Regions from separate parts of the Homo sapiens genome. Here all the other regions are linked to region 2. Evidence: read pairs that join two places in POLR2A ChIA-PET (ENCODE). Cell type or tissue: HepG2. All regions are shown on one strand.

Region 1 (4,000 bases), 170 kb before region 2:
CGTTCTAGTGACAGAGAGAGAGACGGCACCATCAACCCCGCCCGCTGGGGGCCCCCTTGGAGGGGGCGTGCAGGTTCAGGGCTGAATCTGCCCAGTGGATGTGCCACCCACGTCTGCGTACCTCCTGGTCCTGTGGTGGCCCCTGGAACAAAGGCTGAGAGATAAAAGACAAGGATCTGGGGGAGGGAGGACGTCCATGCACATTCCACTGGGGACACCAGCAAGGATGACTGTTCAGTGACCATTCAGTGACCGAGTCACCTGGTGCTTGGAGCCTGGCACCCACAGAGCAGGGCGGGGGCAGCAGGCCCTGCCGGGGGCACAGGCCTGAGAAGGGAGTGCTGCCAGCCAGGCTCGACGGGACAGAGAGCGAAGGGCCCCCTTCCTGAAGGCCATGCAGAGGCCGGAGGTCAATGTCAGCAACTCCATCAACGTCAGTCCCCTGAGACCGACCCAGAGTTGGGGTTCCAAGAGCAGTCTTGGGCGCTCAGGAGCCAAGATCTCACAGAGGGTGTTCCCCACCCTTAGCTTAGGGAAAGTGACAAATCTGGAGTGCTTCTGCCCATGGTCCAACTACTGAACCCAAATGAATGCATTGACAAATCGCATTTAGTGTTATTTATAGGGAAAAGGGAGGGAAAAAAAAAAAAGAAAGAGAGCCAATCGCGTTTAGGCCGGCCGGCCAGGGGGAGGACAGATGGGCCATCACCTCTGCCACTTTTCAGGCCCTTTGCACTGACCCCCCACCCCCAGCAAAACCAAGGCCCAGCCCCTTCCCGCAGCCCCGGAGTCGGCTGGGATGAAGCAACTCCTGCAGGCAGATCATTAGGTCTACTGTGATGGTTCCAGCAGGGAACCCAGCTCAGGCCACAGCAGCTCAGGCGCCTGCAGAAGGCCCAGACCTCTGGGTGTTAAGCTCTCTCTTCCTGCACCCGCTCCGGGGCCCGGTGGGGTGGGCAGTGTGCGATTCCCAGGGTTGATGAAAGAGAGGAGGAAGAGGCTGAGCGGCGGCGAGTTTGAACAGCCAACTCTGGGAGGGGCTGAGGTGGGGAAGGTTCCCACTGCTGCTCTACAGGCCCCGGAGCAAGGCTCCCATGATTCCACCAGCAGCTGGGCAGGCACAGGCCCAGGTGCTGAGTGTGCCAGGATCTCCGCTGCTTCCTGGGTGGGGGCGAGAGGGACCCTCATGGGCCTGTAATTAGACCCGCGCCTTCCCAGCCAATTCCTCATCAAACAAACTCACACGTACAGCGGACTGGGCATGGCCGCCACCCTCGGGAGCCCTCCTGGGAAAGCTTCCCAAGGCTCTGCTGAGCTCCGGGAACAGGTCCCTACCTGTCCGGGAACCGGGCTGGCACTCAATAAACAAATCAAAGCTCGGCGCCGGAAGGCAGAACTCTGGGACTAGAGTCCCAGCCAAGGGCCACAAGTCCCTCAGGAAGCCTCTTCCCCAAAGAGTGGCTGTGGGACGCTGGGAGCCTCCAGGGTGGTCAGCCTCCAGGTCTTCCCAAAGCCCAGGTGGTATCGATGCTCTGTGTTAAGGTGAGGGCTGCAGAGAGGGGCCGGCGGGGAGGAGCCCCCACAGCTTACCCTGGCCATTGACCCTACTCTCAAGCATTGAAATAAAGCCCTCTTCCCACACTCCCGGCCAGGGAGAGAGGGCGGAAGCCCTAAACATCCGGGGTGTATGGGAAAGGCTTACATGTACAGAAGAACCAGATAACGGAAGCTGCTGGTGGTGGTGACAGGCTTCTTAAAGGGGCCTTGAGACCTTTGACACCGGCAGGGAAGCCACACACTGCACCAGGCCTGGGGGCAGGGAGAAGGGGCTCCTAAGGACGGGGTTGTCCCCTCCTGTGGAAGTGCCTCGCATTGTCTGATAAGAGCAGCTTGGACCAGCCGTGGCACAACAGGAAGTTGGGAGAATACGGTGGCCCAGGAGGCTGGCCAGGGCTGGGGAGTGGTCAACCCAGAGACTCTGGTTGCCCAAGTGGGTCTAGGGCTTCCGGGGTGAAAGTCCTTGTGGAGCACAGTGGACCCAGTGTTCGGAGGACAGATCCCAGGCCCAGATAAGGCTTTTTTTTTTTTTTTTTGAGACAGAGTTTCACTCTTGTTGCCCAGACTGGAGTGCAGTAGCACAATCTCAGCTCACTGCAACCTCCACCTCCCAGGTTCAAGTGATTCTCCTGTCTCAGCCTCCCGAGTAGCTGCCATTACAGGCACGCGCCACCATGCCCGGATTAGCCAGTATTTTTAGTAGAGACAGGGTTTCACCATGTTGGCCAGGCTGGTCTCGAACTCTTGACCTCAGGTGATCTGCCTGCCTTGGCCTCCTGAAGTGTTGGGATTACAGGCATGAGCCACTGCGCCCGGCCAACAAGGCCATTTTTGACATGGAATGCTGGTCTGACCACAGTGCTTGATGGCTTCTGCCTGCAACTATGCCCCCGCCTTCCATTAAAGCAGGGCTCTCAGGGCAGAAGTCGCATCTTCTCATCCCAGAGTGCCCCACGCCACCCCCCAGGCGCACACAGTGGGTCCTCCCCACCGCAGCTGAATTGGCCCCATCACCATCACAATGACAGCCTACAGGGGCGGGGGCTAGTGGGAACACAAAGTGGCCAATGCAATAGTGTCTCAGCCACCCCGACACAGAAATGGCCAGGGGACAGAAGGGGCAAGCTGGGAGTCAGCAGCAACTCAGGTCTCCAGAGACGAGCATTAAAAAAGGCGAGCCACACCACAGGCCTTCCTTGACCACATCTCAGCCTAAAAGAGACCCAAGGAGAAACAAGAATCCCACCTTTCCAACAAGGACTCGTATACTAGATGCTAAGCAAACACCTTCTTCCTTTTCCTGAAAAGGAGCTCCTGGGGCTGCCGGGGGAGTTGGCCAAAGAGAATGACATTCATGGAAACACACGTGGCCCCATTAAGTTTCAAGGCAAGGTGGCAATGAATGGAGGAGGAAAACCCACAGCATTATTAGGGAATGGGGCCTTTTTCTGCTTCCTCCTCTTCCAACGGGTTTTCTCATGTGGGATCCAAACCAAATTCCAACTCCATCCTGATCCAGCAGGTGCTGTCTCCACAGCCCCGAACAGACCTGCCAGAAAACCACTGCTCAACCTGCTTCCGGGTGGCATATTTTTCTCCAGGAAAGGAATTACAAACTTATCTTAGATGAGCAGAGAGCTGTTCCCCAAACCTCTGACCAAAACACAGCAGATTTCACATGAAAAAGCAAAGAGAGAGGGGCCAGGGATGAAGTGCAGCAGGCTGGAGGCTGAGTCAGTCCCCAGAGTCACTGGGACGGCGTTTCAGGAGCAGATGGCATTGCCTACAAAGCTCCTCGCCCCTCCCTGCTTTGAGGCCGGGGACCACCCCGTTGGCTGCATGATTTAGTCTCTGGGGTTCTCCCAGCATGAAAAGACCCTCTGAAAGCAGGTCCGTTAGGGAGATCCCTCAGCCCCTGCTCACTGACATGCCTCTGCATGGCCGACACGCAGCATGCCATTGTAGAGAAGCAAAGCACACGCAGACCAGCCCCGCCAGCAGCACCCTCCCTCCCCGCTCCTCCCAGGAACGCCCTGCACATATCCAACACATCCAGGAATCCAGAGCTGCGCTGTAGCAGCAGCTCCCTGGATCCCAGTGCCGGCGCCGCGGGGAGCTTCGGTTACGGCATTTCGAGCATTGAGACTATCTCCAGCCTCCAGCCAGCCGGTCTTCGGGAGCCCAGAGGGGTGATAACTTGAGCGGAGTGATTTTAGAGAAAGCGGTGGCCAATTCGAATTTCTTCCTGGCCCTCCTGGAAGCCAGGGAAACCCCTTGCGAAAAGGAAACATGTTCCAAGAAGCTCCGGGCAGCAGGAGAACTTAGCCACTCAGCTTAGTTGGCCAAATATTTACAAAGAGATAGCTGTGACCACACAAAGCCCTATTCTTCTATTTTGAGGCCGAAAATCTGGTCCCCGCGTGGAGATCGAGCTCCCCGCCAC
Region 2 (4,000 bases):
CAGCCACACCTTGGGTCTCTGATGCTGGAGGCAACATGATGCCAACACTGGCGAGAAATCCACCACCTCCTCCTCCCCGCCCCTCGGTGCCGGCCTCTGTGTGCACTTGCAGCTCTTCCACTACCGGTGCCTCCATGGTGTCTACGCCACCGGCTCACCTCCCAGCAATAACCCGACAGCCCGACACCTCTGTAGACCCTGTGGCTACAGAGCTAAAGTTCCCTGTTATTAGTGGGTTTTGCAGACAACCCTCCAAATCCCTCTGGGTTGAGTTAGTCAAGTCCTTAACAAGCTGGAAGATGACAGGGGTTGGATGTAACCCACTTCCAACTGGCTTGGGTTACATGGACATTATTCCTCTTCTGGGATCTGATTTGGGATGGAAACAGGAGCCATAGTTCATGGGAAGGCTGTGAAAGGAAGCCCCGGCCCCAGGGTGCGGATCAGGTTGATCTGCGGAACAAGGCCCCAGGGGCGGCCCACCCGCCTGCTCTGCCCAGCCCTTCCTGGTAACCACACTCACCCGGGGCCCATCTCAAACCTGGCAGGCAATGCTGCTGCTCCCATCTCAGCCGCTGCCCCAACACGCCTCGCCTGGCCAGGACAGGTGCCCAGGCATGGCATTCAGGGACATCCTCGGCTTCCGGGGCCCAACCCCTGGTTCCCAGGTGCAGCGCTGGGAAAAGCAGAGGGCCCCGGCCATGGCGCAGGCCTCGTCACAGGTCATTTAAGCAGCCTGGGAGGAGCCGGAAAGAGAGCAATGCACCCACCTGGACAGAGACTGAAGCCACATCCCCATTGAGAAAAGATGACACTCCTGCCTGGACCCCTTCTCTGAAACCCCAGGCCGGGGTGGGGTAGGAGTCAGCGAGAGAGTCCAGCGCTCCAAAGGGGACTTTCTGGCCCTCCGTGCCCCCTAACCCAGCACTTCTGGGGACCCACACACTCAGGGCAGAGTGGCCATCCAGGGTTCCTCTCACCCAGACACAAAGGCCACTGAAGGCCCCGGGCCAACACCGCTCTGAGGATGACCAGCGACTTGAGTTCCTGCCAGAGACAGCAGGCAGCCTGGGTCTAAGGGCCGCCCAGTGACTTGAAGCTGGGATCATCTTACATTCCCTGCGCCACTCCTGTTTCCTGTCCTGGAGGTTTTCAGGCTGCCAACAGTCATGCTTTGGAGAACCAGGTCAGATTAGGCTGGGAACAAAGCTCAGCTGTCACAGAGCTGCCGAGAGGCCATTGGCAAGCAGTGCCCAGGAGCCGCCCCTCCTCTGCCAGCAACAGCTCAATGTCTCCCTTCACAGGGGCTGCAAATGGGCCCATGCCCAGGGTGGGGTCAGGGAGATAAAGCAGAGAGAAACTGGGCTGGGAGCAGAGAGTGCCATGCTCTACCCTGGAGACCCAAGGCCAGGCCACCCTGCAGAGCTGGTGCCCAGAGCCTCCAGCGTACAGGAGAGGAGGCAAACAGAACCTGACACTCAGCAGCGCCCGGCAGACGCTTCTGGAATGAATGACCAAATCCACATGGAGAGTTGAAATGGGCTAGGAACCTCAGGGAGACGGGCAGCTCACAGCTCAGCAGGGCCGCTCCAGTAGAGCAGGCCAATGCCAGGCCTCCTGGCAAATTTCCCGGGGCCCAGGCACAACTGTCACATCAGGAAAGGGGCAGGGGTGACCAGCCCATCGGCCACGGGGGCACTTCACTGCTCCCACAGAAGCTCGGCACCCACAGGCCTGGGTGACACACGATCCCCATGCCTGGCATCACGATGGCTGCCCACCAAGTCCCTCCACCCACCAGGACTGACTCCCTTTGGTCAGCGATTCCAGATCACCATGACCTGGCAGTTGCCGTCAGGCCTGCCTGGCTAAGGACTCTCCCGGAGACTGAGCCACTTCACACAGCAAAGTGAGCCATGGGGCCACAGCGCTGTGTGCTGTGTACAAGCCCCGAGGGCTTCACCCAGGGATTGGCACCCACTGATCCCCATAAATCCCTGGCAACCGCCTAGAGCTGGGATGTTTCCAAGGTAATAGCTCCAACAAACAGAGGCGCAGGAACCCAGCGCGTCACTTCCCGCCTCACCCCAAAGGTTCACACCCCTAGGGGCCTGGAGCCTCTCTCTGGAGCCCCTCCTACCCTAAAGCCAGCTGGATCTGCCCAGGAACTGCCATCATCACCCCCTGGCCGGGCCTGCACTGATGTGTACTGAACTCCCCTTATCAGGTCCATCTTAGGCAAACTTCAGAGCCCACGCAACACTGCCTGTGGACAAACACTGGGGCGGAAACAGGGGCCACCTCTAGGTCCCAGTCACATGGGGCTGTCAGGGCTGCCTGGGATGGCAGGAGAGTGTCAGAGGAGGGCAGCCCAAGGACCAGGTAGGGGGTGGGAAGTGTCCCCTTCCATGGGTCCTCAAGTGAGATGTCCTCTGCAAACACCCACCTGGGATCTCCAAGCAGAGGGTTGGCTCCCATGTCACCTGGACCTGGATTCCAGACCACTGCCCCTAAGTGGCAATCCTGGGTCCCCCTGTACCTGTCCTGGCTTGAGCTGGTCACACTTGTGGGGGGTGGTTCCAGGAAGAAGGTGGACTGTCGCAAACGCAATGCTCCGCTGCCAGGTGCATTGCCCTCGGCTATCAGAATCCCTCTGGGCAGGCCGGGGAGATCTGACGGGCAAGTGCCTGCGGTCTGGCGTGAGCGGGCAGGGCAGGTGGCCCCTGCCTGGGCATGCCTTTCTACCTTTGCAACAGACTAGGGAGAGGGCTGGCCCCAGGACTTAGGCTCAGCCAGCTGTCTCACAACTGAGGGGCCTCGGCGGAGGACACAAGTCAGACAGAGCCACAGACTAACCGTACGAGGTGGCTTTTTCTCTCCAGTCCAGGTCCCCTGAATGCGCCAGAGCAGACAAGCTTGGACGTGAGGAGGCAAGAGGCAGCGAGAACAGGCGCGGAGACGGGGCTGGGGGAGAAGAGGAAGAAACCCTGTGCTTGTGCCCTTCCCACGCTCGCCTGTCACCGGGTTAGCTGACTGGGGAAGTGTTCTCTGAGGGTGCAATTCCTTGCCCTTCCCGTAAGTCAGCTCCCGGGGCGCTGGGTGAGGGTGCAGCCCTGTCCACCACGGCGAGCCAGCACACTGAATCACGGCAGAAGCTGCTTCCTGTGTGGGTGCAGCCTCCCTCCCTGCCCAGGACTCAGAAGTCACGACAGCATAGAGCTTTTTAATCGTGGCTGGTGCCCCTTCAGGAATCTCCTGAAAGCCACAGAGAAACTCCAGAGTGGCTGGGCACGGTGGCTCATGCCTGTGATCCCAGCACTTTGGGAGGCTGAGGCGGGTGGATCACCTGAGGTCCGGAGTTCGAGACCAGCCTGGCCAGTATGGTAAAACCCCATCTCTACTAAAAAATACAAAAATTAGCTGGGCACGGTGGCACATGCCTGTAATCCCAGCTACTCAGGAGGCTGAGGCATGAGAATTGCTTGAACCTGGGAGGCAGAGGTTGCAGTGAACCGAGATCGTGCCACTGCACTCCAGCCTGGGCAACAGAGCAAGACTCCATCTCAAAAAAATAAAAAATAAAAAAAGAATCTCCAGAGTAATTCCCAGGTGCCAGTAGGGGTGTGACGCAACCTCAGTCCCGCTTCTGTGGCTCATCGGCCTCGGGTAAGTCCTCCTGCCGCTGCCACCCACAGAGAGTTTCCAGGGGAGCCTGGGAATGACGGCAAGTTCCATGTGACCTAGTATGCAAAGGGAGTCCCAAAACTCAGAACCTAGAGAGCCAGGGCGGGTACAGTGCAGCTGGCTCCAGTGCTGAGGGGCTGGGGGAGAGACCCTGCACCATGCTCTGACCACAGTAAGGGAAGATCATGGAGGCTTCTGGAACGTCCTAGCAATGGCGTAACCCCAGCCTTCTCCATCCTCCTGTCAATGACAATCATGATCATGACAGCAGCTAACAGGTTACAGAGCAGGCATTTCTCAGCTTTTTCAAATATGA
Region 3 (4,000 bases), 88 kb before region 2:
CCTCCCAGAACACCCTGATCAGGGCCCTGTGGCCTCTGTTACAGGATTCCAGGCCTAGACGTCTGCTCGATTGGAAAACTGCCCCCAGAGATGCCGTGGCTCAGAGCTCGTCCTGCTTTGGGGTGGCCCCTGGAGTCTCCGCCCCTCAGCAACCCACATGGTGACAGGCACCCACATCCGCTGGCCTCAGGAACCCTGGGGCCACCATCCCAGCGCTGTAAGGAGCTGGCAGTTTCCTCCCCACCCTTTCGGCCTACCTTGCAGGAACCAAGACACCAGGTGAGCCGCCCCGGGAAAGAGACCTGTGCTCCCACGGCGCTGCTCCTGCGCCCATTCCCAGCCACTCCAGATGCTTCCCGTGGACCAGCTGCACTCCCGGCGGGCATGCCTGGCCCTCCGCAGCCTGGCCCATATGATCTTCACAGGCAGGCCCCTCCTTATGCCCCAGCCCCCTCTCCAGCCAGCTCATTCCAGCCTCCCCCACTGCTGCTGGCTGCTGCTGGCCAGAAGGCTCTCCTTCCTCTTGCAATCCAATTCCTACTCTCCCTCAAGGTCCGCCTCCTCCATACTGACTTCTCCCCTGCTAGCTAGTGGTGACTTTTCTCTACCCTGATTCGGAAGCTGCCTGTCCACATCACCCCTGGCTGGGCTGAATCACACTCTCTCCTCCACCTCCTTCAATCATCCCTTCCCCACGTCTGTCTGTCCACCCAAGGTTGTCCAACTCCCATATACACACCCCCACACCCTCCAACTATACTCCAGGCTCCTTGGGCACCAGGGAGGGCCACCTTTCCATACCCCAGGTCAGCCCCCATGCACATGCGCACTCATGCACACACACACTCTCTCACGCCTATCGACTCGGGCCACCTGATGGCTCTAAGACCAGAATTCCCAGCAAAACCATTCAGGACACACAAGGGGGAGACTGATAAACACAGGGAACCAGCAGATTGAGGCCCCACTCCCCGAGACTGAGAAACCTTCCCCCAGAGCCAAAGGATTGCCAACTGCTGCACCAGGATGGTCTCAATGAGCCCATTGTCTTGGACTAAATTACAGGGTCACAAAACTGGCTTGGGAGACAGCCGCAGAAGCAGCTCCAGATGGAGGCACATGGGGGCAAGGGTGGAGTTACACCCAGAGACCCAAGGAAGGGGCACTAACAACTTTCATAGTGCAAATGGTGACAGCTGTACAACGAACACAACCCCAAACCCTGGCCTCCCCTCCCGCCACAGGGCTCCCGTTGAGACACGAGAGTTCTTCCCCAGAAATCCCACTGGGGGCCCGACACTTTCTGTTAGGAACTGAGAGCAGAGACCTCGATCCCGCAGGCAGGAGGAGAGCTCTGCACAACACAGGGCCTCTCTCCATAAGGGCTTACTGGAAAGTGGTCAGACCGGCTAAGTCGTGCCACTTGGACATTTGGGACAAGGAAGGCCCCTGGAGGAGCGGTCGCAGGGAGGAGTTGCAAAGAGGCAGGGGCAGGGAGGTCACATTCACTCGGGGACTGCAGGAGGCTCAACGGAACACAGTGGACCTAGGGAGACCCCAGTATGAGCATGTGCCCAAAGATGTCCAGATGAGGAGGTGTTGTGGGGGAGGGGGGCGGGAACAGCAAGCCCTCCCAGCTCTGCAGACCCAGACCTCCCCTCCCTCTGGGAAGCAGGGATGCAAAGGGATAGAGCCTGAAAAAGGGCTTTCACCACTAAGCTGACAAAGTAACTACGATGTTTCCAGCTCACACTCTGCACAGCGCCAGTGGCCACTGGATCACAACCCCCTCCCGTCCCTTCGCCGCCCCACACCCTCCTCAGGCCCAGCCCTGAAGAACAGCCACTGGCACTCTGCTTGGCGTCCAGCCAAAGTTCTGGTCCCCCAGGAGGCCCCGCCTCCCCCACTCAGATAGGGCTGACCCCAGGTGGGCCGTGTGGGCAGCTGGGCTCAGGACACCCAGATGTCAGCCCTGGTTCTGGCCATGGAGCGGGGAGGACCTCAGGCTGGTCACCTCCCAGCTTGGCCTGACACCTGGACAGTTTGCTCATTTCAACACAGCCTTTCCCCCTCCCGGCCCACCAGAGGGCTCTGCCCAAGTCAGCCTAGGAGCCTCTCCGAGGGGCGGGGGCTCCAGGTCCCGGCAGAGGCAGGCCCGCCCCTCAGAAGCCCTGCCCCAGAGCGCTGGAGACCATTGTGTGAGCTTCCCCTTCGCCTGCTGTATTTACTCCCGCGGACGCAGGACGCAGAGCCCCAGCACCGGCAGTCAAGAGGACGCAGGAAAGCGCACGCACTCACAGGCTCAGAGACGCGGACGCCAGACCCAGGCTTGGACAGAGCAGCCCCGCAAGTCCCAACACACTTTGTAAACCCCGAAGACAGGAGAGAGCCAAAATACTCTCCCTGCCCGCACGCAGGCCCCTTCTGTCCCCCACGGCCCGATTCTGGGAGGCGGATGAGGATATCCCCAGGCCTGGATGGGGGCCATGGGACATCCCACTCTAGACCCTGCCACGACCTGGGCTGTGTCCGTTCGGTGCTCCCGGCCCACGGGCTGCACAACTTGGCGGCCCCGAAACTGGCGTGGGGGAGGGGAGGGCTGTCCACCCGAGCAGGACGCGGCTGTCCACTCAGTCGGAGGTGAGGAACGACCTCCCTATCCCGTTGCCGGGTCCAAGCGGGGCCCGAGAGCCGCCGGGGAGAGCCAAAGGGAGGGGACCGATGGATTTCCCAGAGTGAAACTGTGCGTCCTGGAGAGTTCCGAGGCAGCCTCGCGAGCCCTCGAGGAGGTCGCTGTCGCTTGGCAAACACAAACAACAATAAAAGGAAGGAAACCCAGGCGGCAGTGCGCAGAACGAGCACAGGGTCCTGTGAGGGCGCGCAGGGTCTACGCGGGTGCCCCTAACAGGGTCCCCCACGTAGGCGGCGCGGGCACGGGGCCGGGGGCGCGCGGCGCTCTCAGCGGGAGGGCGCCTGGATTAGGGGTCCCGTCTCCCCTCAGCGCACTCCCGTCTCCCCTCAGCGCACCCCCGTCCCGCGCCAGGCCCACCCGCAGGGTCCTCTCCAGCACGTCCGCGGCCGCAGCAGCCAGCCCAGCACCCACCTTCGAAGTCCGAAATGATCCCATCCAGCTGCGCGTTGACCGCGGGGTCCGACATGATGGCTGGTGGGCAGCGGGTCGCGCGGAGGGCAGCGGCGAGGAAGCGCCCCCGGCGGGGCCCGGGCCCTGCGCGCTGGCTGGGGCGCCGCGCCCGCGCTCCTGCAGTGCAGAGCTAGCCGCCGGAGGAGCCCCTAGGCCCCCTGGCTCAGCTGAATGAATGGGGGAGGAAGGCGGGCGCCGGCCCCTCCCCGCGCGCTGCGCCCCCGCCCCGCCCCCGCCTCCCGGGCGGATCAGGTTCCCGCACCCGCACCGGCCTCCCTGTCTCGCACTGGCTGCTCCGCCCGCCTGTCAAGGCCAGGCCTGGGGGGCTGGGGCCCGAGTGGCCGCTGGGGGACAGTCCTGGGCACACGACCGGAGCGCCCCCCTCCTCCCCGCCTGGCCCGCGCCCAGGGGACGGCGAGAGACGCGGCCTCAGCCCCTCCCCCCGGGCGCCCCGCTGCGGCCAGATGTGGGCGGATGTGGAGGCCGGGCCATGGCGAGGAGGGCGGGCGCCCAGAGGGGAAGAGATTCCTCCCCTTCCCCGGGCGCAGGGTCCTTCTGCAGGAGGCTGTATTTGGGCAGCCAAACAAAGTTCTCTGTCACCGCCGCCGCGCGCTCTGCGCCTGCAAGGGTTAAACGGCAGCGCACGCGGCTGGCAGGCAGGATCCCGGCCTGTGGGCTCAAGAGCCGAGGGGCGCAGGGCGAACATGCGAGTCCCATGGCACCAGCGAGAGGCCACCAACTCCCACCCACCGAGGGCACCCCTGCAGCTAACACCCCCACCACGACCACCGCCCCGGGGGCCACCGCTGCACCCTCCTGGGTGAGCCCTGGAGAAGGCACTGTCCGGGAGAAGGGGCA
Region 4 (4,000 bases), 140 kb before region 2:
ATCAGTGTCCTGAAATCCAAGAATATTCTCCAAACAGCAACTGCAGCAAAAGCTAATGCTGCGTGAGTGCCGCAGGCACCATTTCCAGGGCCTCACACACCCCCCGCTCAGTCCCCACAAAAACCCCACTCCATCCTTCCTCCCGCTCTCTTCCTCTAACAGCTCAGAAAACGAGCACGGAAGGGTTAAGCTGGCCTGAGGAGGGGCTGGTGGAACAGCCTGAGGGTCCAGTCTCCAAGAACTTCACATTGCAAAGGGAACCCTTGGGTCAGGGAGCAGGGCACAGCCCCCATCTCTCTACCCCCGTTCTCAGCACCAGGCCTGACACAGACGGGGCCTCGGCCATGAATAAATGAACAAGTGAATGAGAGCCTGCTGAGGGAAGAAGGTGACAGGGACAAGGGAGAAACAAAGCAGCCAATGCCGCCGTGATGATGACGATGCCAACGGCAGCACTGACATGTGGGCTCCTGTCATGCCAGGACCGTTCTAAGCACTTTGCTCTATGAACACCTTTGTTTCTCATCATGTCTCGAGTGGACATTTCTATTAGCCCATTTTACAGAGGGGAACATAGTTGAGCGTATTGGCTAAGGTCATGCTGCCAGGAAAGGTCAGAGTCCAGGTAGCATGTGGCTTCCCAGCCGGGCTCTGGTTCACACGGCCTCACAGGCAGCCCCATGAAACACGCAGAGAGAGCATGTGAGGGGCCCCCCTGCTGCCCCCCACCCCCAGCTGGGGTCCACCCTCTGCTGAAACCTCCCCAACCTGTTTCTAAGTCCCGCCAGCCACGAAACATTTTTTTGAACATCCAGTACCACCCTCCCATGGCTATTTGGCCTCATCCTTTTACAGGGCAAGTCTTGGGCGAAAAGTAGAAAGGATGAAAATCCCTGAGAGAGGTGACAACGTGGCAACTTTTTTTTTTTTTTTTTTTTTTTTGAGACAGCATTTCACTCCCGTTGCCTAGGCTGGAATGCAGTGGCACGATCTTGGCTCACTGCAACCTCTACCTCCCGGGCTCAAGCTATTCTCCTGCCTCAGCCTCCTGAGGAGCTGGGAGCACAGGCATGTGCCACCACACCAGGCTAATTTTTGTGTTTTTTTGTAGAGATGGAGTTTCGCCATGTTGCCCAGGCTGGTCTCAAACTCGTGGGCTCAAGCAATCTGCCTGCCTCAGCTTTCTGGGATTATAGACGTGAACCACCGTGCCTGGCTGAGGTGGTTCTCATACAAAGCAGAGAAAACCATCTTTAGTTCAAAACAAATTAATAAGTATTGAGTGTCTATGTAGAAAAAGACTAGAAGGAAACGTGAACATGTTAACAGTGTTTGTCTGGAGGACGCAATTATTATTGATCATTTCCTTTACATTTTCTAATTTAATTATTTTGTCACAAGTAGGTGTGATTTTTAAAATCACAAAAGATAAACGTTGGTTTTTTGTTTGTGTTTTGTTTTTTGAGACAGGGTCTCATCCTGTCACCCAGGAGCTGGAGTACAGTGGTGTGGTCATAGCTCACTGCAGCCTCAAACTCCTAACTCAAGCAATCCTCCTACCTGAGCCTCCTGAGGAGCTGGGACTACAGGCAAGCGCCACTACCCCTAGCACCTCTGTTGCCCAGACTGGTCTCGAACGCCTGGCCTCAAGCGACTCTCCCACCGCAGCCTCCCAAAGCTGGGATTACAGGCGTGAGCCACCACGCCCAGCAAAGATTGCTTTTCAATCAGGAAGACAGATGCTTCTTAGCACTTCTTGTTCTTCTTCTTTTTTTTTTTTTTGATACGGAGTATTGCTCTGTTGCCCAGGCTGGAGTGCAGTAGCACAGTCTCGGCTCACTGCAACCTCTGCCTCCCGGGTTCAAGAGATTCTCCTGCCTCAGCCTCCAGAGTAGCTGGGATTACAAGCGTGCACCACCATACCTGGCTAATTTTTGTATTTTCAGTAGAGATGGGGTTTCGCCATGTTGACCAGCCTGGTCTTGAACTCCTGACCTTAAGGGATTCACCCGCCTTGGCCTCCCAAAGTGTTGGGATTACATGCGTGAGCCACCACCCTCGGCCTGCTTCTTAGCACTTCTAACCTCTGCCCCTTGGCATCACCTGGCCAAGCAGATGAAAAGTTCCAGTGAGCTGTCAGCCGGCACCAGGCTGGGGTCTTCCCTAGGCAGCTCCAAGTGGCTAGGATCTGGCTTCTTTTCCAGAGCTGGGTCCAGAAACCAAGATCGGGAATGCGTGATGGCTGCTCTGCGGGCCCTTGCTATGAGGTCACTTCCCTGGTTCCAGTGATCGGCCGCTGGCTGTAGGGAGCATGTGGGTTCAGCCAGGGTTTGTGTCAACATGGCTCTGCTCTATCCACGGCCTAGTGGGTTCCTCCACCCCCCGCTGCATGACAACCCCAGGAAAAATGTTAGGAGGGAGGGAGCCGCTGGGGGTGTGACAGGAGAGACTTTCCAGGGACAGATTTGTAAAAACTGCTTCAAAGTCCTCTCCAAGGACTTTCAAGGCCTCCACTGCCCCCTACTGACAGGTCACGGCTCGGGCAGAGAAAGCTGGGGATGGAGCTGGCGGGGGGAGGGTGGCCAGCACCCGCAAGGCAAGGAGATGAGCTGGGAGAACAGGGGCTGGGAGGGCAGCCCCAGGCCAGCTCCTGTCTCCAGAACCACTGTCTCCCTCCTCTGGCCACAAAGTGAGGCTGGCCAGACACAGGCCTACTCCACAGGCTGGGAGGCTGGGCGTGAAAGCACTGTGCTTGCATGGGGTACCCCATGGTGAATACCATCAGAGCCAACCCCCAGGGTCTGCTGTCCTACAGGGAAGCCAGTGTAAGGCGCCCATGGAACCCAGAAGCATCTAAAGGATTTGACAGCCATGAGCTGGGAGGATCCAGTTCTGTAGCAGGAGAAAGAGAGGCAGAGAGACAGGTTTCGCAACATCTGCCCCATCCGCTGTGTTGCCCTGAGCACAGCCCACCCCTCTGTGGTCCCGAGTCTCAGCTCTGAGGTCTCTAAGACCCCCTGGGTCCCCGCAGCTCAGGATGCTCACTTGAAAACCAGGCCCAGCCAGCAGGGCCTCCCTCGTCAGCCTATTACTGGCCAGCTCCTGCCCAGCACCCTCCAGCTCATTATCCCCATCTGTGCAAACTCCACACCAGCACCCTAAGCCCTTCTTCCTCCAGGAAGGAGACTGTCCCCAGATGTGTCCCCTGTTCCCTTTCGATCAAAGCCCAGAAAACAGGAACCAGCCTTGCGCCTCCTCTCCCCACCGAACTGTTGGCCTTTTTGGATGCCCTCTCTGATTCTCTGCCAACATCCCCACAACACAATCAGCCCTCAGTCCCTCCCCAAATGCAATCGGCGAGCACGCTGTAGCCCAGGCGGACGGTGATGTCCCCATTTTGCAACCTGCGAGAGCCAGCACACCTCTCAGCCAGGTGGGCTGCAGGAGCCAGTCGTGGCGAGGGCAGGAGGCCTGCGTGCTGACGGCATCGGCACCATCAAAATTACGGTCAGATCAAGGTCACGGTCAACGAGCTTCTCCACCTGCAATTTCCTCCTCACCAAGGTGGCCTCAGCCTCAGCCTCGGCCTCAGCCTTGGTCTTGGCCTCAGGAGCTGCAGACACACCCCCAAGTCCCCACCCCAGGAGCTTGGCCTCACACACACCGGAGGACACGGAGCTGGGGCACAAATAGCCAAGAACAGGTACATCTGCAACCAGGAGCAGGGGGCGGAGGGCTGCTGAGATGCTCCCATTCTCACCGGCTGCCTCCTCTGACGGCTTACCACTTATTATACACTGACTGTATAACCAGGGCTGTGACATGTCTGCTTCTTACATTATATCATTAAATCCCCAAATTTGTCCCCAATTTACATACGATGAGGCAAATTCAGAGTCAATAACCTGCTTATCAGCTTCTGAACCCATGGGTGGCTCTAACCTCCCTCCTTCCAGCTCCTTTGGGCCCACATGAGTACTGAGGCACAAGGGAACCCCAC
Region 5 (4,000 bases), 110 kb before region 2:
GGAGTCGCACAAAAACCCCAGATGGTTGGAGAAGTCATCGGAGGAATCACATCACTCTAGATTCTTGTTTCATTGCTGGGATATGTGGCAATGAAACAAGATCATCCCTGCCAGGGATGCCTCATGGGCAATTGCCTCCCCACGGAGGACATTGTGAGTTGTACCCAGCCGGGAAACATTAGGAGATGTCTGTCACCAGGCTGGCAGAACAGGGCTCCCCAGCATCTCCTCCCCCATCAGAGTCCTAAGACTGCGCCCTGGGTCCTGCAGTCACACACGGTCGCCCCTCTCTTCCCAATGTGCAGGCCTCCTGGGAAGCCCCCTGCCACCATCCTCACAGTGGAACCGGCATAACCTGCCCAGGGGTAGCAGGTCCTTGTCACTTTACACGTCTCCATCTTCCCTGTGGAGGGAGACGCAGCCAAGGGGTATCCACATTCACCCACAGAAGCGAGAGTGTTCGTGAGCTTGTCATTTTGCAGATTTTAGAACCCCGTACGTGACTGCACAGATCCACAGGCCCAACTGGGCAGATTCAAAGGACCCACGCAGCAGGGAGGAGCACCGGACAGCTTCCTCCTCTGTCTGCAAGGAGTTAATGCAACTGAAGGACACAGAAGAGGCTCCCAGCTGAGCATCACAACTGTGGACCGTGCACAGTGTCAGAAAGATGCGGAGCCAGGTCATGTTGGGAGGATCCCCATGCTGTCACTGGAAGGTAAAGCAGTGTCACCCCCCCACCCATAGAGCAGGAGGTTCCCACCTTTGCCAGCCATCTCCTTCATCTGTGAATTCAAGTCCCCTAAAGCCAGACTCCAATCTCGCAAGCTCCCAAAAGCCTCCCTGGGTCCCTTCTCCAATCCCCACCGATCTCAACTTGCTCCAAAAGCCTGAAGACCGTTCATGTGCTTTGGCCCACTTCTGGGAATTTATCCCAAGGAAATAATCAGAAGTACAGAAAGATTTACGTACGAGGACATTTGCATCAGCATTAAACTGACAAAACCTGGAAACAGTCCGGGTTTCCGCAGATTTTCTAAACCCATATGTCAAAGGCCTGCACCATCATTAAAATCACATTTTTGAAGATGAGAAATGCCGAGAATATTAAGTAAAAATAGCAGGACACAAGATGTATACAAAGATCCTAATTCCATTTCATACACACATGTGCAGTTTGCACGCACACACACACTCACACCCGGGCAGAAAATAACGATCTCTGGATGGAATGAATGGCGGTGGGTGTTGTTCATTACATTTTCCTGCCTTCTGAGATGCTTATACTACATGGGGATCACTTAGCATGTTCAGGGAATAAAACCATCGATATTGTTCTTTTTTTTTTTTTTTTTTGAGACAGTCTCGCTCTGTCGCCCAGACTGGAGTGCAGTGGCGCAATCTCGGCTCACCGCAAGCTCCACCTCCCAGGTTCACGCCATTCTCCTGCCTCAGCCTCCCGAGTAGCTGGGACTACAGGTGCCCGGCCACCACGTCTGGCTAATTTTTTTGTATTTTTAGTAGAGACACGATTTCACCGTGTTAGCCAGGATGGTCTCAATCTGCTGACCTCATGATCCGCCTGCCTCGGCCTCCCAAAGTGCTGCGATTACAGGCGTGAGCCACTGCACCCGGCCAATATTGCTCTTAAAAAACACACCTTGGTACTGGCTGGGCATGGTGGCTCACACCTATAATCCCAGCACTTTGGGAACCTGAGGCTAGAGGATCGCTTGAGCCAGGAGTCCGAGACCAGCCTGGGCAAATGGCAAGACTCCATGTTGGAAAAACAAAATTAAAAAAAAAAAAACACACACATACACAGACCTTGATGCCAACAAGCTGGAGGGTGTGGGTAACTGCATGCTGGCCCATCCCCATCCCCACCTCTGGAAAAACATCTCACAGCCCAGGATGGGCACAGGGCTTCTCCTATTCTCAAGCACCTACGGTCTCAGCTGCTACACAAAAAGAGGCCACAGTGGGCCACCCTCCAGATGCAAACTTTCCCCTCCAGGCCCATGGCGGGGTCGAAACAGGAGCAGCCTGGACCTGGGCCTATTTAGAGAGGAATGTGCCGCACAAGGGACCATTGTTAAGGCCCCTGCTCTGACCACAGGCTGCCTGGCAAACCGCTCCCAGCTCCTGAAACCAGATCAAGCACTTCCTGGTGTACATATCAGGCCTCAGTCTGGGGAGGGAACACCAAGCGAGCCACAGAGCCCTGCTCCAGCCTGGGACAAATGTCATGCAAAGAAATGGTAGAGCCCAAGGTCAGAATAATCTCATGCGCAGCTCAGCTCTCGTAGGAGGGAGCAACGTGGCCTCTGCCCAGGGCAGGGTGGAATTCCAGGCTCAGGTTCCAGGAACGCTAGCCCTGGTCAAACTGGGTCTCCTCTGAGCAGCAGCAAAGCAGGTTCTGTCCCTGAAGAAACACTGGCTATCTAGGAGCCAGGGTCAGGGCTCAGGGAAGCCGGACAGATGGTGCCAAGGAGTAGGGAAGCACCTCCCTGTATGCTACCCTGAGCCTGCAGGAAAAAGCCACGGGAAAACCTCACCTGGCAGATAACTCCCCATAACCCTTAGGATCTACAGAGTGAGTCCAGCAGCATGTACGCCATGGGCACCTCCTTGTCTTCACTCTCCTGTGACACTGGACCTTGGCACAGGTCCCTGATCTGTGTAGGGTGGGGTGGGTAGTCAGGCAGGGCCTTGGCGCTGGCAGAGTGGGGTCCAGTTGCAAAGGCTCCTTCACCTCCTATTTATCCAGGACTTGGGGGACGAGGCCCAAAGGCCTGGTGTGCCTTCAAGGAGCTTAAGGACTGCTCCAGGGCTGGAGACAGGACGTATGGGCCTGCACAGGGACCGTGCTCTTTATTTCAGGGCTGAGAGCAGGAGAACCAAACAGGAGAGTGACATAACCACAGTCTACTCTGAGCCTCAGTGTCCTCAGTGTCACCTGCTGTAGGAGGTGATGGGGTAATAAGGTGCCCCTGAGGCCAGGCGCGGTGGCTCATGCCTGTAATCCTAACACTTTGGGAGGCTGAGGTGGGTGGATCACCTGAGGTCAGGAGTTCGAGACCAGCCTGACCAAAATGGAGAAACCCCATCTCTACTAAAAATACAAAAATAGTCAGGCGTGGTGGTGCATGCCTGTAATCCCAGCTACTCGGGAGGCTGAGGCAGAATAGCTTGAACCCAGGAGGCGGAGGTTGTGGTGAGCCGAGATTGTGCCATTGCACTCTATCCTGGGCAACAAGAGCGCAACTCCATCTCAAATAAAAATAAATAAATAAATAAAAAATAAGATTCCCTGGGTGCAGGCATGGCACGCGGCAGGGGTGACTGTTGCTGGTGTAATTACCATCTCCTGGGTGTGTGTCTGTGGGGGCTGTGCATGCTGAAATGTGTGGTCACCTTGCTGGTGACCAAGGCTGTCCTGGCCTTACTGCTACCAATCACGCCCACTGACTTCACATGGCCTATTTCCGTGTCTCCACCCAGAGCCTTTCCTAGTGCCCAAGCCCTCGGAAGGCTGGAAGGAGTGAGCAGTGCAGTCCTTGGCCAAGAACTGAAGTATAAAAACCCCAGCTCCCTTACCCAACCCCAGGTGGGACAAGGCTGGGGGCACGGTCTGCAGTCTCCCCATGCTGCCCGGTATGGGGGCTGGGCAGCCACCTGTGGTCACAATGAGCTGGTGAGGCACCCTTTATTGGCTGGATTCCCTGCCTGGCCCATTCCCACACTCAGGCATCCCCTGGTGTCCCCTCCCACTGAAATCCCTGTCTCAGGACCTGCTTCTGGAGGGACACAAATTAGCCCTCCAGAATTGGCCTGGGCTGCTTGGTGGAGGAGGGAGGTGGCTCCTGGGGCAGGTGGAGCAGGCTCCGGATAGGGAGGAGGACACAGTTGGGGTGATGGGGAGGGGTGTGTTCTCAGGAAGCAAAACCGTCCAAAAGGAAAGGCTTAAAAATAGGCGCAGTGAAGCTGAGCGGAGCCT
Region 6 (4,000 bases), 68 kb before region 2:
TCTCCTGAGGCTGCTCAGCGCCTGGCCTGCCAGAGCCCACCAGACAGGGTGCCCACCCTTTCCAGGCCTGAGTTCCCACTTAGAGAACCACTTACAGAAGGACAATGGAGAAAGGCAGTTGGGGCACCAAATGGAGTGTGCCTGCATGTGGGGGGGGAGGGGAGGGGGAGGGAAAGCAGGAAGAGAAGATACAAGAGGAGAAATAAGAACAAGAGGAAACATAGAAGGAGGAGGAGCAGCCCCCTTCATGGGGGTGGACTCTGTGTCCAGTTCTCTACCAAGGACACTACATTTATCACCTCGCTTGGTTCCCACGAATACCTTCAAGGTCGCTCCCCCCTGGCCCCCATTTTTCCATCAGGAAGCGGAGGCACAGAGTGAGAAAGAGCTGCCCAAGGCTCCCAGGCAGTTCACGGAGCCACTGGGAGTTACACTCAACCCGTCCAACCCCACGTCCCTGTTCTCAGCCACCACAATAAACCACCAAGGTTCCACAGCCACAGGAGCTCAGCCCGGAGTCCCCACCGGGTCTCCCAAGGCAGGGAGATGGGGCTGGAGGCCATGCCAGGTGCACGGTGCCCAGAGCTGCTTAGGAAGCCTCGCGGTGCGGGCTGGGCACCAGGCAGTGTCTGTAGGATGGAGAAATGAATGAGGCTGAGACACAGTGTCGCCTCTTCCAAACGTGACTTTCCCTGAGTCTCTGTGATTGGTCACCTGAGAGGGCAGCCCTGGTCTCCTGGCGTTTATGTCCGGGTCTAGAGATGCCCTCCCCAGCCAGGTTTTCTTCTGAGGATGGAAACTCAGAACCTCACCACAGGAGGAAGAGCTGGGAGCACTTCATTTTTTTTTTTTTTTTGAGACGGAGTCTCGCTCTGTCGCCCAGGCTGGAGTGCAGTGACGCGATCTCGGCTCACTGCAAGCTCCGCCTCCTGGGTTCACGCCATTCTCCTGCCTCAGCCTCCCGAGTAGCTGGGACTACAGGCACCCGCCACCACGCCCGGCTAATTTTTTGTATTTTTAGTAGAGACGGGGTTTCACCGTGTTAGCCAGGATGGTCTCGATCTCCTGACCTTGTGATCCGCCCACCTCGGCCTCCCAAAGTGCTGGGATTACAGGTGTGAGCCACCGCGCCCGGCCAGGGAGCACTTCTAAGACCTCTGCGGAGGGTTGCTCAGGTCCAAGTCCTTCACCATGGAAGGCCTTTCAGATGCGGCAGCCACGGTGCATGGGTTGAGGGTCTCCACCCACCAAGAAGCAGGAGCATCTGATGCACATTCAGCCCACGATCCCCATCCACTTGGGGGCTGTGCCTGCAGCCACGTGACACAAGGGAACAGCCACAGCAGTGGGCCACAAAGAGAGTGTGGGCTAATGTGCAGGGGCAGAATCTTGACAGCCTCCCATGGGCTGGCAGCAGGGAGGGGCACATTTGCACAAATCCTACACGCACAGCCCTTCACACACATGTGGCTGACAATCACCCACACATCCAAGACGGGATCTGGCGCACAGCCCACCAGCAACAGGCGCTGGCAATCCCCAGCTGCTCCCCTGCTGCGGCGCAGACACCATTCAAGGTGGGATGGAGAGAGTCACTGCTTCCAAGGTCACACACCCCAAAGGGAGATGCTGGGCCACGGAATGAAAACAGGAGGATCAGCCAGAGTCATTGGCTCTGAGTCACACAATGGGACATATAGGCCCATTCATTCCACATTTTTATTGAGCAACTACAACGAGCTAAGCTGCACAGATCATCCAAATAATCGGCACGTAGAAAAGCATTCTAATCCTTTCCTGGCCCTGACGTGATGGGAAGAACTTGGACTTCTGGAGTCACAGAGCTGGATGGAAATCCTGGCTCAGCCAATTATTGGCTGGGGGAGCCCGGGCAAGTGACTCAAGGCCTCTGAGCCTGTTTCCTTGTAAAAGAGCAGTGCTCGGGCCTGCCACGCCAGGTCAGGGCAAGATGACTGAAGAGCAAGCGCCCAGCACCGGCCAGGGGTCAACGTCCTCAAGGACGCAAAGTGCAACAAGCAGGCGTCACGATTGCACCGCCCTCCACTGTCTGTGGCAAACACACAAGCAAAGATGGCTTCGCGCCTGCGCTGGGGGAGGCAGGGAATTGGCCTCAGGAGGACGCTGGCCCCCTCAGCTGCTTCTCCCAAAGCTTCTTGGGAGGAGAAATGATCCACCCCAGCTGCTGGGAGCCTCAACCCACAAGCAGGCCTGTCCACCCGGCAGCGGCCGCATGCAGGCAGGAGGGGCTCCGGCAGCCTCCAAGAGTGAGGGGTCGTTCAGCCCTCCCCCAGCTGGAAAGGAGGCTCCAGGCTGGGCAGGAGCATTTGGGGAAATCCAGTCCCTGGAGCTAGGTCATACCAGGGAGATGAGGCTGCTAGAAGCTTCCTTGGTGCCCACAGCAAAACACAACCAAAGTGGGACCCAGACCCCAACCAGCTCAAGGCCTGACTCACATCAGAGGGAAACTAGCGCCTGCCGCATGAGTGAGCGTTCATGTGCGTGTAAGGTAGAGACAGACCTTGGGCAAGTCCCTTTATCCCTCTACGCCTGTTTCCTCATCTATAAAACGGGGTAACACTACCTACTTCACAGGGTTGTCATGAAACAAACATGCATCAATATTTGTAAAGTGCTGAGAACAGCATCTGGCACAAAACAAGAGCGACAGATTTGCTAAATAAGTAAAAAATAAGACACAAGCTTAAAGCAGAGCTTGGTACACCGTGAGCATCAAGAGCTGTGCTTCTTGACCCTTCTTCTCTGTGGAGATCCTCCCACCAGAAGTGGGAGGGACTGCCGAGGCTGGAGCCTTGTTCTAGGGACCCTTGTGGGGAGTCTTTCAGCCTAGAGGGATCTGTCTCACGGACTATACCTGCCTCGGGTCTTCGTGTTCTTGTGCATGTGTGCATACATGTGTGCACACACATGCAATGTGCGTGTGTGCATTCTCATGGACTTGTGACAATCTGCACACACATGCCCAGAACCCATCTGACACAGTGTTTCATTAAGATGTTGGAGCTCCGATGAATGGATTGCGGGGCTGAGACACTGTTTCCACAGGAAGCTGCCTCAGCAGCAAGCCTCCTGGTCCTCACAGACAACCAAAAAGAATGGAGCCTGCTCTCATTCCCTGCCCTAAAAATGATGCATAGTGTGTGGGGCCTGATGCTGGAGGCCCCTCTAGTAGACATATCCCCAATAACATTACATTCTGAAATTCAAGTTGTCGTAAAATAAGACAAGCAAAGATGGTATTGGCAGGGACCTCTGAGGTCCCTTCTATGCACTCCTGAACAACTCCCACATGGCCCCTGCTTGAATGCTTCCAGGCATGGGGAACTCACTACCTTGTGAAATAGCCTGTTCCACCGTCCTCAAGTGAACATTGTGAGAAAAACACCTCTTTCTGTAAAGAGTCAAGCTCTACTCGCTAGCACCTTCCAGGTACCTGGTACTAGCTTCATATCTTGGGGGAACTCAAAATAAATGCTCCCTTTCTACCAGACAACCCACCAACTACTTGGAGACAGTGGCTGTAGCCCCTTGCTCCATGCAGCCACCCCATCCAGTCTCCTTCTGGAATCTCTGACGTGAACACAAGCCCTCTTGCCACGCAGGTCCCTCTCCTGGGCCCCTCACCCACCTGCGCACACCCTGGAGAGGCCGTTCGTTCTGTGGGTGAGACCCATTGTGGGTTGAATTGTGTTCCCCCAAAAGACATATGCAAGTCCTGACCCCCCAGTACCTATGAATGTGACTTTATATGGACATAGGGTCTTTGAAGATGTAATTGGGTTATTTGAGGGCATATTGAATCAGAGTGGGCCCTAAATCCAATGACAGGTGTCTTTATAAGACAGAGGTAGGCTGGGCACAGCAGCTCATGTCTCTAATCCCAGTGTTTTGGGAGGCAAAGTCTCATTGCCTGAGCGCAGGAGTTTGAGACCAGCCTGGGCCCTCGTCTCTACAAAAAAAT

What was found. Peaks named below come from ENCODE experiments on the same cell type or tissue, not always from the same donor. Only the 100,000 strongest peaks of a DNase experiment are listed, where the experiment ranks them.
Region 1: POLR2A ChIA-PET joins it to region 2 with 110 read pairs; 2 of 35 experiments call an interaction of 5 or more read pairs at or near these places.
Region 3: POLR2A ChIA-PET joins it to region 2 with 17 read pairs; 4 of 35 experiments call an interaction of 5 or more read pairs at or near these places.
Region 4: POLR2A ChIA-PET joins it to region 2 with 12 read pairs; 5 of 35 experiments call an interaction of 5 or more read pairs at or near these places.
Region 5: POLR2A ChIA-PET joins it to region 2 with 12 read pairs; 3 of 35 experiments call an interaction of 5 or more read pairs at or near these places.
Region 6: POLR2A ChIA-PET joins it to region 2 with 16 read pairs; 6 of 35 experiments call an interaction of 5 or more read pairs at or near these places.

What each region holds. Positions count from the first base shown.
Region 1 is chr17:77,451,699-77,455,698 of GRCh38, reverse strand. The region is part of intron 3 of SEPTIN9 (septin 9); the gene reads right to left. Among named protein-coding and RNA genes, the nearest start is that of MIR4316, 57 kb to the right of the region's middle. RefSeq lists enhancers at 1-420, 421-1,327, 1,661-2,000, 2,235-3,142, 3,670-3,969. In HepG2, no CTCF peak of the experiment used is centred here; DNase peaks (open chromatin) are centred at 938, 1,978, 3,558 and 3,918; H3K4me3 peaks cover 3,756 bases.
Region 2 is chr17:77,284,981-77,288,980 of GRCh38, reverse strand. All of the region lies in intron 1 of SEPTIN9 (septin 9), which reads right to left. Among named protein-coding and RNA genes, the nearest start is that of SEPTIN9-DT, 5.1 kb to the right of the region's middle. RefSeq lists enhancers at 2,406-2,968, 1,967-3,166, 2,969-3,533. In HepG2, no CTCF peak of the experiment used is centred here; DNase peaks (open chromatin) are centred at 10, 1,170, 2,210, 2,630 and 2 weaker places; H3K4me3 peaks cover 2,301 bases.
Region 3 is chr17:77,372,656-77,376,655 of GRCh38, reverse strand. All of the region lies in intron 2 of SEPTIN9 (septin 9), which reads right to left. Among named protein-coding and RNA genes, the nearest start is that of MIR4316, 22 kb to the left of the region's middle. RefSeq lists enhancers at 168-227, 330-1,019 and a silencer at 3,208-3,707. In HepG2, CTCF peaks have their summits at 2,085 (motif pointing right) and 3,519; DNase peaks (open chromatin) are centred at 2,155 and 3,545; H3K4me3 peaks cover 3,151 bases.
Region 4 is chr17:77,428,773-77,432,772 of GRCh38, reverse strand. All of the region lies in intron 3 of SEPTIN9 (septin 9), which reads right to left. LOC112268199 (a long non-coding RNA gene) reads left to right here. Exons shown (of 2, transcript XR_002958141.2): 2 at 1,471-4,000. Among named protein-coding and RNA genes, the nearest start is that of MIR4316, 34 kb to the right of the region's middle. In HepG2, a CTCF peak has its summit at 2,536 (motif pointing left); a DNase peak (open chromatin) is centred at 2,412.
Region 5 is chr17:77,392,883-77,396,882 of GRCh38, reverse strand. The region is part of intron 2 of SEPTIN9 (septin 9); the gene reads right to left. Among named protein-coding and RNA genes, the nearest start is that of MIR4316, 2.2 kb to the left of the region's middle. RefSeq lists enhancers at 3,086-3,815, 3,816-4,000. In HepG2, no CTCF peak of the experiment used is centred here; a DNase peak (open chromatin) is centred at 2,182; H3K4me3 peaks cover 271 bases.
Region 6 is chr17:77,352,838-77,356,837 of GRCh38, reverse strand. All of the region lies in intron 2 of SEPTIN9 (septin 9), which reads right to left. Among named protein-coding and RNA genes, the nearest start is that of MIR4316, 42 kb to the left of the region's middle. RefSeq lists enhancers at 1-315, 2,577-2,646. In HepG2, a CTCF peak has its summit at 2,114; a DNase peak (open chromatin) is centred at 2,017; H3K4me3 peaks cover 930 bases.